Linked DNA regions of Homo sapiens: region 1 is linked to region 2. A link is an interaction called in ENCODE POLR2A ChIA-PET data of the cell type or tissue named here. Cell type or tissue: A673. All regions are shown on one strand. Links, peaks and the distances in the headings refer to the core of each region. The heading gives the core; the rest is flanking DNA.

The links. ChIA-PET counts read pairs that join two places held together with the same protein. Peaks named below come from ENCODE experiments on the same cell type or tissue, not always from the same donor. Only the 100,000 strongest peaks of a DNase experiment are listed, where the experiment ranks them.
Region 1: POLR2A ChIA-PET joins it to region 2 with 10 read pairs; 11 of 35 experiments call an interaction of 5 or more read pairs at or near these places.

Annotation. Positions count from the first base shown.
Region 1 is chr16:22,095,932-22,104,262 of GRCh38, forward strand. It overlaps VWA3A (von Willebrand factor A domain containing 3A), which reads left to right. Exons shown (of 34, transcript NM_173615.5): 2 at 928-1,014; 3 at 1,641-1,764; 4 at 4,263-4,387; 5 at 4,485-4,562; 6 at 7,544-7,598. Among named protein-coding and RNA genes, the nearest start is that of VWA3A, 7.6 kb to the left of the region's middle. In A673, for the core only: a CTCF peak has its summit at 3,247 (motif pointing left); a DNase peak (open chromatin) is centred at 3,230.
Region 2 is chr16:22,004,641-22,012,971 of GRCh38, forward strand. MOSMO (modulator of smoothened) reads left to right here and starts at 3,471. Exons shown (of 3, transcript NM_001164579.2): 1 at 3,471-3,767. The coding sequence starts at 3,662. RefSeq lists a silencer at 3,263-3,502. In A673, for the core only: a CTCF peak has its summit at 3,101 (motif pointing left); DNase peaks (open chromatin) are centred at 3,161 and 3,411; H3K4me3 peaks cover 2,187 bases; H3K27ac peaks cover 1,357 bases.

The sequences.
Region 1 (8,331 bases), core at 193-8,192, 91 kb after region 2:
AGTTTTTTAATATCAGTCTCCCCCTCTAGAATATAAGCGCTGGGAGGACAAGGACAAAGTCTATCTTAGTGGTTTACAACTAGGGACAATTCTGCTGTCCATGAGACATTAAGCAATGTCTAGAGACATTTCTGGTTGTCACATTGGGAAAAAGTGAGGAGGGATGCTACTGATATCTAATAGGTAGAGGCCAGGATGCTGCTAAACATCCTGCAATGCATAGGACGGCCCCCACAGCAAAGAATGATCCGGTCCAAGAGTCAAAGTGTTGAAGTTGAGAAAGCTTTATCTTGTTCACCATTGTATCCTCAGCACCAAGCACAATGCCTGATACCTGGCAGGTGTTCAATAAGTATTTACTGAATGAATTAATTAAAGAAGAGTTGGCTGAGCACAGTGGCTCACTCTTATAATCCCATGACTTAGGGAGGCTGAGGAGGATCTCTTGAGGCCAGGAGTTCGAGGCTGCCATAAGTTATGTTAGCACCACATTACTTCAGCTTTGGTGACAGAGCAAGACCTTGTCAATAAAATTTTAAAAATGGCCGGGCGTGGTGACTCACATCTCTAATCCCAGCCTAGGTGGGAGGATCACTTGAGCCCTAGAGTTCGAGACCATCCAAAGCAACATAGTGAGACCCCGTCTCTACAGTAAACAGAAAGATTAGCTGGGCATAGTGGCTTGTGCCTGTAGTCCCAGCTACTTGGGAGATTGAGGTGGGAGGATTGCTTGAGCCTGGGAGGTCAAGGCTACAGTGAGCCATGATTGGGCCACTGTACTCCAGCCTGGGCAACTAAGTGAGACCCTATCTCAAAAAAAAATTAAACATGTAGAAAAAGAAGCATTGTGCTGAATATAGATACCCCCCAAAACTATTGTCTGTATGCCACATTTATCCTGTTTTCTGGTATTCTTTTCTTCTTTAGGAAAATAAGCATTGGGTGTTTTGCAATGGCTACACAAACTAGTCATGTCTTCCATGGTCAAGAAAATATGTTTCTGGAAAACCATTGGTAAGCATAGTTCTCTGATTTTTTTTTTTTTTTTTTTTGAGGCAGATTCTCGCACTGTCTCCCAGGCTGGAGTGCAGTGGCACAATCTAGGCTCACTGCAAGCTCTGCCCTCCGGGTTCATGCCATTCCCCTGCCTCAGCCTCCCGAGTAGCTGGGACTACAGGTGCCCACCATCATACCCAGCTGATTTTGTGTATTTTTAGTAGAGACAGGGTTTCACCGTGTTAACCAGGATGGTCTCGATCCCCTGACCTCATGATCCGCCCGTCTCGGCCTCCCAAAGTGCTGGGATTACAAGCGTGAGCCACCGTGCCTGGGCTAGTTCTCTGATTTTGCAAACGAAAACAGCAACAGCATTTTGCTCATGGGAGCTGAGGGTGAGACTGGGTAAATGGTCATTGAATCTTCTTATAGCCACCTGAGGGCTTTAGTTATCTAAATAATAAAATATCTCATGGAACTGGAGTCCACATTTTATCAGGACTCTGCAGGAATCCTTCTCAGTTACTGCACAGAAAAATGTTTCTAGAATCCTTGTAGGGACTAGGGCAAAGAGAGGAGGCACTGGGGGTATCAAACCTATGCCCAGTGCTGGGGCATTGATCAAATTACTTTATGTTTTGTAGCATTAGGAGAAACACTGGCAGAGATTCAAAGAAGCCACTAAAGCAGAAGAATATGAATGGACTTGGGCAAAATTCGGACAATGGATTATTGGTTACACATGTTAACCAGACACAGGACTTACTGGTAAAGACCATGGCACTTTAACTGGGTCGTGATACTACAAATCATTCAGAGAATGCACAGTGTGTTAAATTCTGGGGATTTCTTCCTTCTCATAGGATTCTAGGACTGAAAAAGGAGTAATTAAGCATTTATCTCTAATCCTCTGCCTTCAGAAATGACTGAAGAATCTCTATACTGTTTATATAGAAATTGTTTAGCCTATTTGGCCATGTCACTAAATATTCAGGAGCATGTGAAGACTCTGATCATGTTATCAAGGCCTGAAGTCTTAAGCATTTGATTCTAAAATTCCCCTTCCTGAGATTTGCTTTGCTTTTGAGATTCCCTGAAATCGAGATTCAGAAATCCATTTCAGGAAGTGCTGTTGGACAAATGGGGTATGATAGGAGAATAAACCTCTGACCAGACTACGATTTTAGGCTGACCTTCAATGTGCCTTCCCAAGAGGGTGAGTGGATTGTCTAGAACTCAGAATTCATTCTACCAGGGACACAGTGGCAATCAGTGGTTGCCATGTTCAAGCAAGGCTAGTGCACAACCATGTACCTAACCCACACTAGAGTTTAAATATGATACCTTTGAAATGATAGTCAAAAACAATACAGGTATAATGCTGGCAATTAAACAATCAGAAAAATACTCATGATTTACTTAGGTTCTGGCACTTACAGGAAAGCAAGCTTAATTAAAGGAGACGAGGAAAGGTTGATAGAGTTTTGAGATTCTGAAGAAGTCTTGTAATGGGTTCAGATGTTGATGACATGCATCTTTCCTCTAATTTTATATGAAAATGCATGACTTCCCAGGTGTAGACAGGATCATTCTTATATTTATCAGCCACAGCTGGGGCCTCCTTTGCCTTGCAGATGAACCTGAAGGAAAGAGGGAAAGGATTGCTCCAACACGAAGATCTTACCATTCTCTATGCAAATGAACTAGTAGAGTTACATAATTAGCATGGCCTAAAGTCAAAATCCATAATGTGTTTAATAGTGTATCTTCAAGTATGAATAATACAAAATCTGTGTCCTAAAACATGACATCATTTGAAAAGCAACACAGATGGAAGAAAGGTGAATTATTAAGTCCACCATGCTCACCAGGCACGGTCGTTCACATCTGTAATCTCAGCACTTTGGGAGGCCTAGATGAGAGGATCGCTTGAGTCCCGAAGTTTGAGGCCAGCCTGGGCAACATGGTGAAACCCTGTTTCCACAAAAAAAAAAAAAAAAAAAAAAAAAAATACACAAATTAGTGAGGTGTGGTGGCACGTGCCTATAGTCCCAGCTAATTGGGAGGTCTAGGAAGGAGGATCACTTGAGCCTGGGAAGCTGAGGCTGCAGTAAGCTGAGATTGTGGCACTGCACTCCAGCATGGGCAATAAAATGAGACCCTGTCTCAAAAGAAAAAAAAAAAAGTACCATGCTCGGTGTTTCCAACCAGGGGGAGGGTTGAGTCTGAAAGGTGAGAAGAGTGACATCTAGTGTCCATGTGATAGAGAGCTGTATTTCCCTAGATATGCGACAGGGACCTATGATTTTAGGTGCCTTTCAAGGGCAGGACATTTGTTAGCACAGAATCACATAATGAGAAAGTAATCTTGCCCGTCAGTCCTCTCACTCCTTCATGGAGGTGGTCACAGTTTGGTGCTAGTTTAGAGGGACAACATAGTGCCATGGTTAGAAGCATGACTTGAGCTTTACAGCCTGGGTTTGAATTCCACATCTGCCACTTTCTAGCTGGATGACCTTGGACTGATTACCTAAATTATCTGTACCTCAGTTCCCTGGTCAGCAAGATGGGGTTATCATAATGGAACCCACTTTGTAAAATTAAATGAGTTAACGTACGGAAAGTGCTTAACATGTAATAAGTGCTATCTAAGTATTTGCAGTAATTATGAGAGTGTTTTTCACACTTCTTCAACACTTGCTAATTTCCCTTTGAGACAGACAGCCCAGCAGGCCTCAGGCACAGAACTTAAGTCAAGGTCGCTTGAGCCCAGAACTTCGAAGCTGCAGTGAGCTATGATCACACCGCTGCACTCCAGCCTGGGTGACAGAGTGAGGCCCTGTCTCTAACACGGACAAACCAGGGGGCTGGGTACAGCAGCCCATGCCTGTAATCCCAGCACTTTGGGAGGCCAAGGCTGGTGGATCACTTGAGGTCAGGAGTTTGAGACCAGCCTGGCCAAAATGCCAAAACCCTGTCTCTACTAAAAATACAAAAATTAGCCAAGCGTGGTGGTGCATGCCTGTAATCCCAGCTACTCGGGAGGCAGAGGCAGGAGAATCACTTGAACCTGGGAGGCAGAGGTTGCAGTGAGCCAAGATCATTCCACTGCACTCTAGCCTTGGTGACAAGAGCGAAACTCCGTCTCAAAAAAAAAAAAAGATAGGGTCAGTCTGAGTTGGCGCCCGTTGGGTATCTGTGTGAAGGGAACCTCTTCCTTCCCTCTCTTTCCACTTCACGGTTTGACTCTGGCTTTTGTCTTGCAGAGGCTGCAGGGGAGTGAGACCCAGTCTTCAGATTGGGAGGACTCTGAAGACTGGCTTTCGGCTCACAGTTTAAAATGTCAGAAACTCACCTTGGCTGACCTGATAAGCCAGGGCACAGAAGTGCTGTAAGTCTGAAGCTGTTCCCCGCACCCCCCACAGCTGCAGTGACACATGCAACCCCCTGGGCCCGAGAGATCCCCTCATAAGGCTTTGCTTCTTCAGGGAGGAGGGCACCAATGTCGTGCAGAAAATATGTTTCTCCACCCAGATCATCCGCCATTTTGAGTCAAAGCTTTCTGAGTAAGTATGTTTCTCACTGTCCTCCCAACACCACAGAACTCAAGAATTATGTCATTTCAGTCCGGGCATGGTGGCTTATACCTGTAATCCCAGTACTTTGGGAGGCCGAGGCAGGTGGATCACTTGAGGTCAAGAGTTTGAAACCAGGCTGGCCAACATGGTGAAATCCTGTCTCTACTAAAAATATTTTTTTAAAAAATTAGCCAGTCCTGGTGGTGCATGCCTGTATCCCAGCTACCCTGTAGTCTGAGGCAGGAGAATCGCTTGAACTCGGGAGGTGGAGGTTCCAGTGAGCTAAGAACACACCATTGCACTCCAGCCTGGGCAACAAGAGCATAACTCTGTCTCAAAAAAAAAAAAAAGAAAGGAAAAAGAAAAAGAAAGAATTATGTCATTTCAGTAGCCTGGAAGTAACTTTGTTCAAACAGCAATCTCTGTGGGACCTTGGGCAATAGAGTGGGACCCTGTCTCAAAAAAAAAAAAAAAAAAAAGGAAAAACTACCACTCAGGGAGATGAGCATGTCTCTTCCCACTTCTAGCCCCAATTTCCCCTTTTCTCAAATAGAAAGGTTGGACCAGATCAGTGTCTCTCAGCCTTTTCAAATCCATAGTCTAGGGCCAGGCATGGTGGTCCATGCCTATAATCCTAGCGCTTTGAGAGACCAAGGTGGGAGGATCACTTGAGCCCAGAAGTTCGAGGCTGCAGTGAGCTATGATCACACCACTGCACTCTAGCCTGGGCAACAAAATAAGACCCTATCTCTAAAAAAATATAAAATGAAATCCATAGTCCCTTGGATGACACAGCTTCATCTGGTGTTTAATGGTTAAGAGTAATGACTTTCAATGTCAAATTGATTGCGTTCATAACTTTGCAAATATATGCCAAAAACATGCATGCATCCCCACTCCTAAACCAGATTTTGATAGCACATGTGTATTAGTCCATTTTCATGCTGCTGATAAAGACATACCCGAGACTGGGCAATTTACAGAAGAAAGAGGTTTAATGGACTCACAGTTCCACATGGCTGGGGAGGCCTCACATTCATGGCAGAAGATGAAGGAAGAGCAAAGGGACATCTTACAAGGCAGCCAGGAAAGAGAGAATGAGAATCAAGAGAAAGGGGTTTCCCCTTATAAAACCATCACTCTCAAGCCAGTTAACCAAAAGTCAATTGCTGAATGGCCATTCATGGAATGACCAGTTGCTCAAATTTCTCAAAACCATTTAACTGTAGAATTTATAGTAACTTTTATTAGGTTGGAAGCTTAAACAGGTTTTAAAGAATTCTGCAATGTCTTGGTTTATCAGTTTTAATTGTGAATCCAGTATTTTAAGGAATGTTCAAGTCTATTTAGCTAACTGGTCATTTGGCAAATTGATTTTCAGAGGACTGGCTTTCAGTAAATTGACTTTTAGCAAATTGACTTGGATAGAATCCTGTTGTTACCTTCATGTTGGAGATGGTGAAACTGGGGCTCAGAAAGGTTACCACACCTGTCCAAGGTCACACAGCTAGTAGATGGCAGAGCTGTATCTCAAACACAAACATATTTTATTATAAAGCTCATCTTCAGCTGGGCACAAGTGGCTCACACCTGTAATCACTTTGGGAGGTCAAGGCAGGAGGATCGCTTGAGTTCAGGAGTTCAAGACCAGCCTGGGAAAAATGATGAAACCCCAACTCTACAAAAAATATAAAAATTAGCCAGGTGTGGTGGTGTGCATCTATAGTTCCAGCTACTTAAAGGCTGAGGTGAGAGGATCACCTGAGCCAAGGGAGGTTGAAGCTGCAGTGAGCCATGATCGTACCACTGCACTCCAGCCTGGGCAACAGAGTGAGACCCTGTCTCAAATAAAAAGAAGAAGAAGATAAAAATAAAGCTCATCTTCTTAGCTCTATTCATAACTCATGTATCCCTTATGACTCTATCTACCACCCACTGCCCCATGATCTCATTTCCAAAGACCTTTTTTGTCCCTCTCTAGGCCCCCAAATCTCACCTGCCCCCAGTAAGAACAAGTCAATTAAATTAAAGTGACCTAGTCCTTACCTTGTGCATATGATATATGCTAGTCTTCAACCAGTCATTGCAAGCCAGGCATGCAATAAGGCAAGTTCAAGAAGGTCCCCCAGCTACTTTTCAGAAACTAGGTTTTTTGTTAATCAATCCAGTAGAAACGATTGCTTAACTGCCTCTGTTGTGCCTTTATGATCAGTTTCCAGGAGACTAGGAACAATTCCTTCTGAGAAGACACAGATTTGAGCAAGTGCAAGGGTGGTCTTCCAACTTTCTCGTAAGAACACCCTCCCCCACCCTCCACAGACCTGCCCTCACCGGGCAGAGTGAGCACAGAGTGAGTGAGCTATGTGGAGAAAGGAGACGAGGTTACATGAGCAGGTTGAAGTCTGGGAGGGCCTGATTCCACCCCTTGATCCACCAAACCGTTGTCATTTATCCTGTGCACTGTGTCACCAATAGAGCAGCACCTATACACTCGATCCCTTTCACAATCTCCTTATACCTAGTGCCCTGGCAAACAAGTATCTTCAGTTTTGTCTTTCCTCGATTGTGCCCAGGCTTGAGTGCAGTGGAACAATCATAACTCCATGCAGCCTTGAACTCCTGGGCTCAAGTGATCCTCCCACCTCAGCCTCCTGAGTAGCTGGGACTACAGGCATGCACCACCATACCCAGCAAATTTTTTTATTTTTTGTAGAGACAGGGTTTCACTAGGTTGCTTAAGCTGGTCTTGAACTCCTGGCCTCAAGTGATCCTCCCACGTCAGGCTCCTGAGTAGCCACGACTACAGGCGTGCACTACAGTGCACCTAAAAGGTTCACCACCTTCTTCCAAGAACCTATGCACATTAAAAAAAAAAACAATTATTCATACCTGCCTTTTGTGTATGTAAGTGGCTGTTGCTCAGTGATGACGCTGGCCTTGGGTGATGAGTCTTTCTGATGTCTTGACAGCACTATTGAAGTCTATCAAGAGAGAATTCAGTGGCTCACAGAAAACAGCAAGAAGGTAACGGGCATAGATTTCATTCTTTGCCCCCTTTCACTCATTCCATTTGTATTTGTTAGAACCCTTTCAGTTGCAAATGTAGACCTCCAATATAAATTGCTTAAGCTAAAAAAAGGCATTTACTAACCTAAGTAAATGAAAACCCCAGCCACAGCTGGATCCAGGTGCTCAGATGATGTCACCTCTATGCCTGTGGGCTCTGCTTTCCTGAGTTGGTTTTATTCTCAGGACATCTCTCTTCAGGCATAGGAAGGTGGTGATCAGCAGCTCCAGTAAAAAGGAACTTCACTTCCTGTTCCCTGCACAACTTCCAAATCCTGGGACTGACTCTCATTGACCAATTTACACCAATCATCATAGCCAAGGAGATGAAATATACTATCACTATTTGACTAGGCCTGGAACTAGTGCTGACTTCTGGGGCAAAAATAAAATAAAATAAAAGACAGGGGGGAAGGGGAAAGAGACTGGATTAGCCCCCCAGCCCTCATGGACTGAAAAAGAGAGACAGATGGTTGCATGTGGAAGGCCAGAGCACTGTTACCAGAAGGGGGAATGGGTGCTGGGCAGGTGAGAATGCAGATGTGCACTGGGCATTTGACTTTAGACCCGCAATGAGATTTAGAAGACTAAGGCTGATCATCTGGATATCACTTTTCTTAAAAGTTTGATTAAGGGCTGGGCATGGTGGCTCAGGCCTGTAATCCCAGCACATTGAGAGGCCTAGGTAGGT
Region 2 (8,331 bases), core at 33-8,032:
GGGTCTGCCAAAGCCTCCCATGACTGCAGCACAGACTGACTTCTCCCTCTTCCCACCCCTGCTTCCCTTTCCCCATAGGACTTGATTCTCAAAGGCTCTCTAATAAACTTTCTGCACTAATCAATAATCGCATTTCTGAGTCAGCTCAAAGGGAACCAATCCATGAAACAAACTGAGATTTGAGCCCGGGCGCAAGCTGCTAACTCTGGATTTAGTTTCTTGTGTCTTCTCTAACCCCAGAAACCCCAGGTACATGTGTGGTGCGTCCACCATGCTCTTGGCCCACGAAACCTAACCCCTAGGGAGACAGTGTGTTTATTGTCAGGCTGAAGATACTCCTTAAAGAGAAGAGTGATCACACAGTCCCTTCCACAGCTTTGCCCGTGGTCCCATCTGGATTCAGCCTCTTCTGGCCAAGGCCTGCCATCCATCACAATAGAGCATGCCATGTTCATGGCCCTTTAACAGCTGCAGAATGGCTGTTTATGACTTCAGGCTGCACAGCATATCTCCCTCCTGGAAGCCTTCTATGTTCTTCTGGGTCCCCAAGGCTTTCTGCCATAAGGAGTCTTGTGGCTCATTTCTGAAAAGTCCCAGCTGCTCTGCTTAGGGGTGGGTGAGAGGATGGGACGCTTCTGTCACCGAGGCCAGGAGTCTTGTTAGGCCAGATGGGGGTAAAAGGCCCAGAGAGGTGACATGGCTTTCCCAAGGTCAAGTCAGGAGCAGGGCAGGAACTAGAACATAGTTCTGTATTCTCTCTGCTTCACTCCATCACCTCTCCCAAACCCTTAGGGTTTGCCTCTGCTAAAATCTAGACTGAGATACAGAGAGAAGGGGACTGATCTGTCCTGCAGACCTCAGAGACTGGGGACTCTGAAACACCAGCCAGGCACAGTGGTGTGGGCCTGTAGTCCCAGCTACTTGGGAGGCTGAGGTGGGAGGATCACTTAAGGCCAGAAGTTGAAATCCAGCGTGGACAACATAGTGAGACCCTATCTCTGACAAAAAAAAAAAAAAAAGGAAAGAAAGAAAAGAAAAGAGCTATAGGGATAAAAAGAGGGATTAATGGGAAATCTGTAAACAGTTTGGCCCCTGCCAACCCCACCTCCCATTCTGGATGGTAGGAAGGTTTGGGATAGGTGACTATTCTCTGTACTGATGTGCAGCCATTAGTATGATAAAAATGTTTTAAATTCTTTTAACTCAATACTGGTTGTTCTTGTGCTTTAATCTTAGACCCAGAACCATTTGTAAAGGGTAAAAGGAAGAACTGTATTATTTATTTATTTTATTTATTAGAGACAGGGGTCTCACTGTGTTGTCCAGGCTGGTCTTGAACTGCTGGACTCAAGTGATCCTCCCACCTCAGCTTCTGGAGTAGCTGGGATTATAGGTGCAAACCACCACGCTTGGCTACTTGTATTTATTGTAAACACAAGAACCCAATCATCATCATTCTATTCAGCTGGAGTTAGAATATGTGCAAACTGTTCAAACATTCAGCCCTAGGATTCTTCTAAGCTGGCCAGTAGAGAACATCAGTGGATATTATCTGGGAATTTAGTCCTGTATAGTTACAGTTTCTTCTATCACTGGGCAATAGAAAACCCCAACAAGAAGCCAAATATGACTCAATTAAATTTCTCCAGTACTTATTTAAAAAAAGAAGAAAAGAAAAAAGAAACTGAAGACTATTGCAGTAATGTGATATGCATTATATCTGGATCCTTGGAGTATATGAATTATCTTGTGTCAATTTCTGTGGCAGAGGAAAAATAAATTGTATAATAACAAAAAAAAAAAACCTTTCCCCCAAGAGACCAATGTTTGGACAGAAAAGTCAATATAGACCAGCAATCAAACCCTTCCTTCTCCCAGCTATGTAGTGACACTGATACTCTGTTGCACATTTCTGCAAGGCTGTTGGATTTGGTGGAATTTGAAACCTCCTGAATTTTGTGGACATGTAAGCATTCCAAAAATAGAGACAGATGTCACTCTTCTAGGTCCTTCTAGAGACGACCTATGTGGCATTTAAGGAGAAAATGAGTGTTTCATCTCCATCTGCTGCACGGAGTACCATTAGGGAGAGCTGGATCAAACGTCAGGGTTAGTGGTGATTCGGCCCATGAGCTGTGGAAGAAAAGAAAACCTCCACCATAGCATATGCTGACAAATTATGCAAATGCCTTATTTTCCTGTTTATTCATCCAACTTAAGACGCTGCACACACAACTCAGTAAACGGGATCATAACACCTGGTTGCTCAGGTCAAAAACTTATTCTTGAGTTCTCTTTCAACTCCTTCCCCATTATCAGCAGGTCCTTCCCTCTATCTACAAAACATCCAAATCTGTCCATTCCTCTCCATCTTCACTACTCTCACCCTAGCCAAAGCTACACTTCTCTCTCGTGGACTACTTGGCCTCTTAACTGGCGTCCCTGTTGTCATCTTTGCCTTTCCCCCATACAAGCTACACTATGGATCTTCACAGATTAAGTAAGATCATGGGATTCTGCAAACACCCTCCATTGCCTTCTCATTGCACTCAGAACAAAATCCAAGGCCCCCAAAGCCCTACACCTAGCCTCTGCCTACCTCTTGTCATACTACTCTCCTGCCACACAGGCCATTTTGCAATTCCTTGGACACGCTGATCTCTTTCTGCCCCCCTCCCCTAATGATCTTTGCATTGGCTGTTCCCTCTGTCTGGTCTTGCGCCAGGTCTTCAAAGTGCAGATCTTTACGATCGTGATGGTCTCAGCGGAAATGCATCCTTCCCTATCGCAGGTATCGCTCCGACTCCCATCACACTGACCTCCATTGAATTCAGGGATCTGCACCTGAAATTATCTTTATTTTACAGATAGGTTCTTAATGTGTTTCTGTCTCTTCCCACCAGAACGTGAGCTCCCCAAGAGCGGGCGCCTTGCCTCTGTCCACTCCAGCACCTCTGCACCTACAACGTCTGACGAAGAGGGGTTGTCGAAAGCTATTTGCTAAATGGGGCAATCCTGGGAGCTGACGGCCGCGGAACGGGCAATGAGAATACAAGGTGACAGGGACCGCGCGGGGCCCGGAGTCGCTCGGCGGGAGTCGGGGCCCGCCTCCTGCTGGAAGACGGGCAGCTCCCCACTCTCATTCCAGTTTTGCTTCTGAGGGGCTCAGGAGGGGCCGCAGCCTGTGCCCAGTCATCAACATCAACAATCTTATTAGTGGGCAGAAAGCCAAGAGGTGGCGTGGCCTGCCAGAAGAGACCGGGACCCGGGCAGGGACCGGAGCCGGGCCGGTCGGGTCCGGGTCCAGAACGTAGAGGCGGGCGGTGCGGGGAGGGGCCCAGGGCGGCCGGCCGAGCCGGGAGGACGGAGCTGGGGCGCGGCGGCTGGGGAGCCGGGACCGGCCTCGCCAACGCCGCGGCTTCGCTTCCGGGTGAGGGGCGGGCGGGCCGAGCAGTTCCGGGGCGGGCGGCGGTTCCGTCTGTGCGGGCCGCGCCGCGGCTGCTGGTCCCGGGCGCGCGGAGGGCGCGAGCGGCGCGCGGGGGCCGAGGGGGCGCGAGGCAGCGGCGCGGGGACTCCGGGCCCCGGCGGCGGCCCATGGGGCGGGAGGCGTGAGGCCGCTGCCTGTCCGGGGCTCGGGGGGTGGGGGGAGCGGGGCGGGGAGATGGATAAACTGACCATCATCTCAGGATGTCTCTTTCTGGCCGCCGATATCTTCGCCATCGCCAGCATCGCCAACCCGGACTGGATCAACACCGGGGAGTCTGCGGGTGAGCCGCTGGCGCGCCGGGCCGGGCGGGGGATTGGCTGAGGGCGACGCGAGAGAGGGGAGACCCGGACTGAGGAGAGGACGGGGTGGAGGGTCCCGGCCGGAGGCTAGCCTGAGGAGACCGGGGGCGGAGGGGAGACCCGGGCCGCGGAGGAAAGGGATGGAGGAGAGGAAGCCGCCGGGCGCCAGCGGGACCCCCGGGCTGAGGGGAGAGGCGCCCCAGGCCGGGTGAAAAGTGGCCGAGGAGACCTGGGCTGGGCTGGCAAGTCCCGGACCGGGGAGGAGGGGAGCAGCCCTCCGATGTGAGGGATCGCAGAGGAATGAGCTTCGTTCTGGATTAAAAAAAAAAAAAAAAAAGTCAAGGTGGGAGACGGGAGGAAACTGAGGCTCCTGCAAGGGAATTAGAAACCAGGCGGAGAGGCTAGGGCTGAGAGTGAGGCAGCCTGCGGGGCAGTGCGGGAGCCACTAGAGAGCTGGTGGGCGAGGGGAGGCCGAGAGGGATCAGGTCCGACCCCAGACCCTCCACCACCAGAGGAAGCTGCGGCCGGGGGCGAGCCCGGGCTGCGGGCGCTGACCCCACCAGGCAGGGTGAATGGTGGGTGCTGGGAGAGCTGGTGGGGTTGGTGGGAGTGGGGGGCGCCGGATTGGAGCCCCTCTGCACCGCCGCCCCCGCCCATCCCCTGCCCGCTTGGCAATGTTTGAGAAGCTTGTGGCTTCGGATTTTCCCTTTGAAGTGTGTATGTGGTTATAATTCTGCTTTATTTTAGGCCCGGGAGCTATAATACTACTAATAATAAACCTCATTTTATGGAGCGTCTTTCATTCCAGCGCATCACAAAAACGCTGGAGAGCTCTTAATAGTAGTTACAAAATTAAATAACACATTACAGTTGCAGGCAGCCCGGCAGCGGGAGCAGTGCTTGCTGTACCACCACGGAGCTGTGGGCGGGAGAGGCAAGGTGGTGCCCTCGGGAAAGAGGCGGGCATCTTTCTGAAGGGTACCCCAGGTGAATGCGCTTCCAAGATTTTTCTCAGCTTGGGCCACTTCTTTCCCTGTTACCTCTTCTCCCTCCCCTCTTCCCCCGCCTCTCTTTCTCCCTCTCTCCCAGACCTGTGAGACCAAACCTTAATTAATGTAAACAGCTGTCAGGAGAGCTGCTCCGATTTAAGGAATGGTCTTGTTTTTTAACTGCTTGTTCAGTGCAGGTGAAGGAACTTTTGGAGGGTTGGGAATGTCAAGCTCCCTCCATGGATAATTTCTTATAAAAATGCGGCCGGGCGCGGTGGCTCACGCCTGTAATCCCAGCACTTTGGGAGGCCGAGGCGGGCGGATCAGGAGGTCAGGATTTCGAAACTAGCCTGACCAACATGGCGAAACCCCGTCTCTACTAAAAATACAAAAAAAAAAAAAAAAAAAAAAAAAAAAAAAAAGAGAATTAGCCGGGCATGGTGGCGTGCACCTGTAATCCCAGCTACTCAGGAGGTGAGGCAGGAGAATCGCTTGAACCCGGGAGGCAGAGGTTGCAGTGAGCTGAGATTGCGCTACTGCACTCCAGCCTGGGCGACAGAGCGAGACTCTGTCTCAAAAAAAAGAAAAAGAAAAGCATCACTGTGCTGTCAAAACTTAATTTTTAAGTATTACTTATGGTTCTGTATTTATCCTGCAATATTTTTAGCTCTTAGAAAAAAAGTGGTAGCTGGGACATTTGTTGCTTCCTCCTCCCTCCCTTCTCTCCCCCAATCTAGACCTAGTAACACAAAATCATGCTGTCATATTCACTGGTTATTAAAATAACACTCTAAAAATTCTGCTACTTTTCTTGCCCATAGAGTTTTAGCAGAACTCTTAATTGTAAAAGATATGAAGAATCAGGATGGTTTCGAATTTGGTGGTACTATGGGCTTTGTTTATGAAAATATTGTTGCTGCCCGACAACTTAACACGGTTACATGTATGACATCCAGTTCGTGACCTGTTGATGTTTTTATCCTACTTACATGTGTATTGACTCCTTTTATGAGACTTTCAGGCTTCACGTACTTAGGGGAAAAGGGGTTTCGGTGCTGTAGCAGAAGGAATCTTTTTACAAAGAAGTTTTAGATAGAATCCCAATAGATAAAATAGACTAAATGACCATGCAAAAGATATAGTTGAAAGAGAAGAATTGTTACATATAAAAGAGAAGAAAGATAAGTGATAGCATAACGTTCCTAAGATGGAAAAGGGCATAGCCGGGCGTGGTGGCTCATGCCTGTAATCCCAGCACTTTGGGAGGCCAAGGCGGACGGATCACCTGAGGACAGGAGTTTGAGACCATCCTGGCCAACATGATGAAACCCTGTCTCTACTAAAAATACAAAGAAGTTAGCCGGGCGCGGTGGTGCATGCCTGTCATCCCAGCTACTCGGGAGGCTGAGGCAAGAGAATTGCTTGAACTTGGGAGGCGGAGGTTGCAGTGAGCCAAGATCACGCTACTGCACTCTGGCCTGGGCGACAGAATGGTACTCCGTCTTAAAAAGAAAACAGAAAAAAAAAAAAAAAGGGCAAGCTCCTCTTGTATTCAGAAGAAAGCAAGGATAGAATGAGTATAACTCTTTAAAATTTGGAGGCAAAATTGGCTGTGAGTTGCCATGGAGATAGGAGCAATGGATGTCCAAGGTCTGAGGAAATAGAAACTGTTCGAAATAATTGCAGAGAAAGCTTGCCAACGGTGATAAGTAGGTTTGTCTAGCAGCACTGATGCGTCGTGGAAGTTGATGGTCATGAACATACAGTGTGATAACCTATCTGCCCTCTTGACCTTTTCTAGTAGTGCTATGTCATTTTGGTACTAAGGTAGGTGAATTTTCCAAGTGTTCTTGGAAATAAGGAAACATCAAGAATAATGTAAAAGCCTCATATACAATAATGAATAATAAAGAATAATGTGAAGGCTTCATTCAAGGTTGGGGTTTGCCAGATACATTGCAACAAAATGACAGAGCAGCCAAGGTATTTAGGATAGTGGCCAAAGTATTGTAATGATGGCTTATGGAGTGTCAGCTGGATAAAGAGTGAAAATGAATAAAAACTAATGGATTGTTCAGTCGAATAGCAGATGGTACAATGGTACATGGCCAGTAGAATAGGGGACCCAATAAAATTGAAGACCAGTCAGAGTGGGAGTGATCAATCCAGCAAAGTGGAATGGCAGGGGATCGTAGGCACAAGGTCCAGAGTGTAACAGTGACAATGTGTGGCTGATGTGGGATCGAGGAAGTGATTGTTTTTTTTCTAAAAGTTTTCCTTGCCATCTCAGGATACCACTCCGTTAAATATTATGGCTAGAAAGAGGAATAAGAGATACTAGGAACATAGGAAATTTTTAAAATTCTTATCTAGCATGTATTTCTTACCTTACATATGTCAGGCAGTAAACCCCCCAAAACATAAAACGAATGGGACAGTATGTTCCTTGGTTTACCGTTGTGCTTGAGCTTGTATGCTGTACAGTCTCACCTGAGCAGGCAGATGTAGTCCTGAGTTAAAAAAAAAAAAAAAAAAAGTGCAGAGTTACACCTTCCAAATCAATGAAACATTTACAAGAAGTTCAAGTAAGATCTCAGTGGTGACAGGTCTAGCTTATTTCAAGAGCTGCACAAAAGCCACTTAACCTGGCAACAAAAAGTTAATGTGTTGGTTCCCTTTGGTGTATTATATTCAGTCTATTAAAGTTTTGATTGTGATGTTTTCATTGCAGTTTTTATACCGGATAAAATGTATTTTAGAAGTAGAACTTTTGGAGCTGAAATAGTCTGCAGAATGTAGCTTGAAAACCACGGCAGTGAACTACTAAGGGAAAGTTTCAGAATTCAAGTCTAGACTTCATCACTTCGTAGCTCTGTAGCTTTAGGGCAGGTTCTTTAGCCTCTCTTTGTCTCCGTTTCCTCCTGTGTAAAGTAGGGATAATAAAAGTATCCATCTCACTGGGATATTTTGATAATTAACTGAGTTAACCCATGTCAAACATTTAGAACAGTACCTGACACACAGTAAATGCTCAATAAAAATTACATATTGTTATATTGCTGTTCTAGTTTATAAGAACAGGTGTCAGAATCCAGTTTTGAAATGAAAGCCCAGAACTGTGAGAAATGATGTTTTTCTCTATTAGATGTTCTAGGAAATAAGGAAACATCAAGAATAATACAGCCATGCTTAGAACAAGTTAAATATATGTCCCTCTTGGCTTTGGACTTTCTCTGTCACTTCCGTGCTGTTCTTCCTCTTCCAGTCTCTCCATACTCTAATCTCTGTTCTCAGCTTCTACTTGAACTACCATAGAAGGAATAGAAAAAAAAAAAAAAAAAAGAGTAACTTCCTGAAGTCCCTATTGATAAACTGTTACTATAAGATTATGGACCATACTTTGGACAGCAGAGTTTTTCATGTTTTTATTGTCTTGGTCTAGATACAGAGAAAGTACATCCCTTTTATTTTCACCTGTGTGATTAACATTTCATCTACTTCTTGTAATGGCTTGTGGATTATGCACAAACTTTTGAAGATCTGAAACATATTGTAT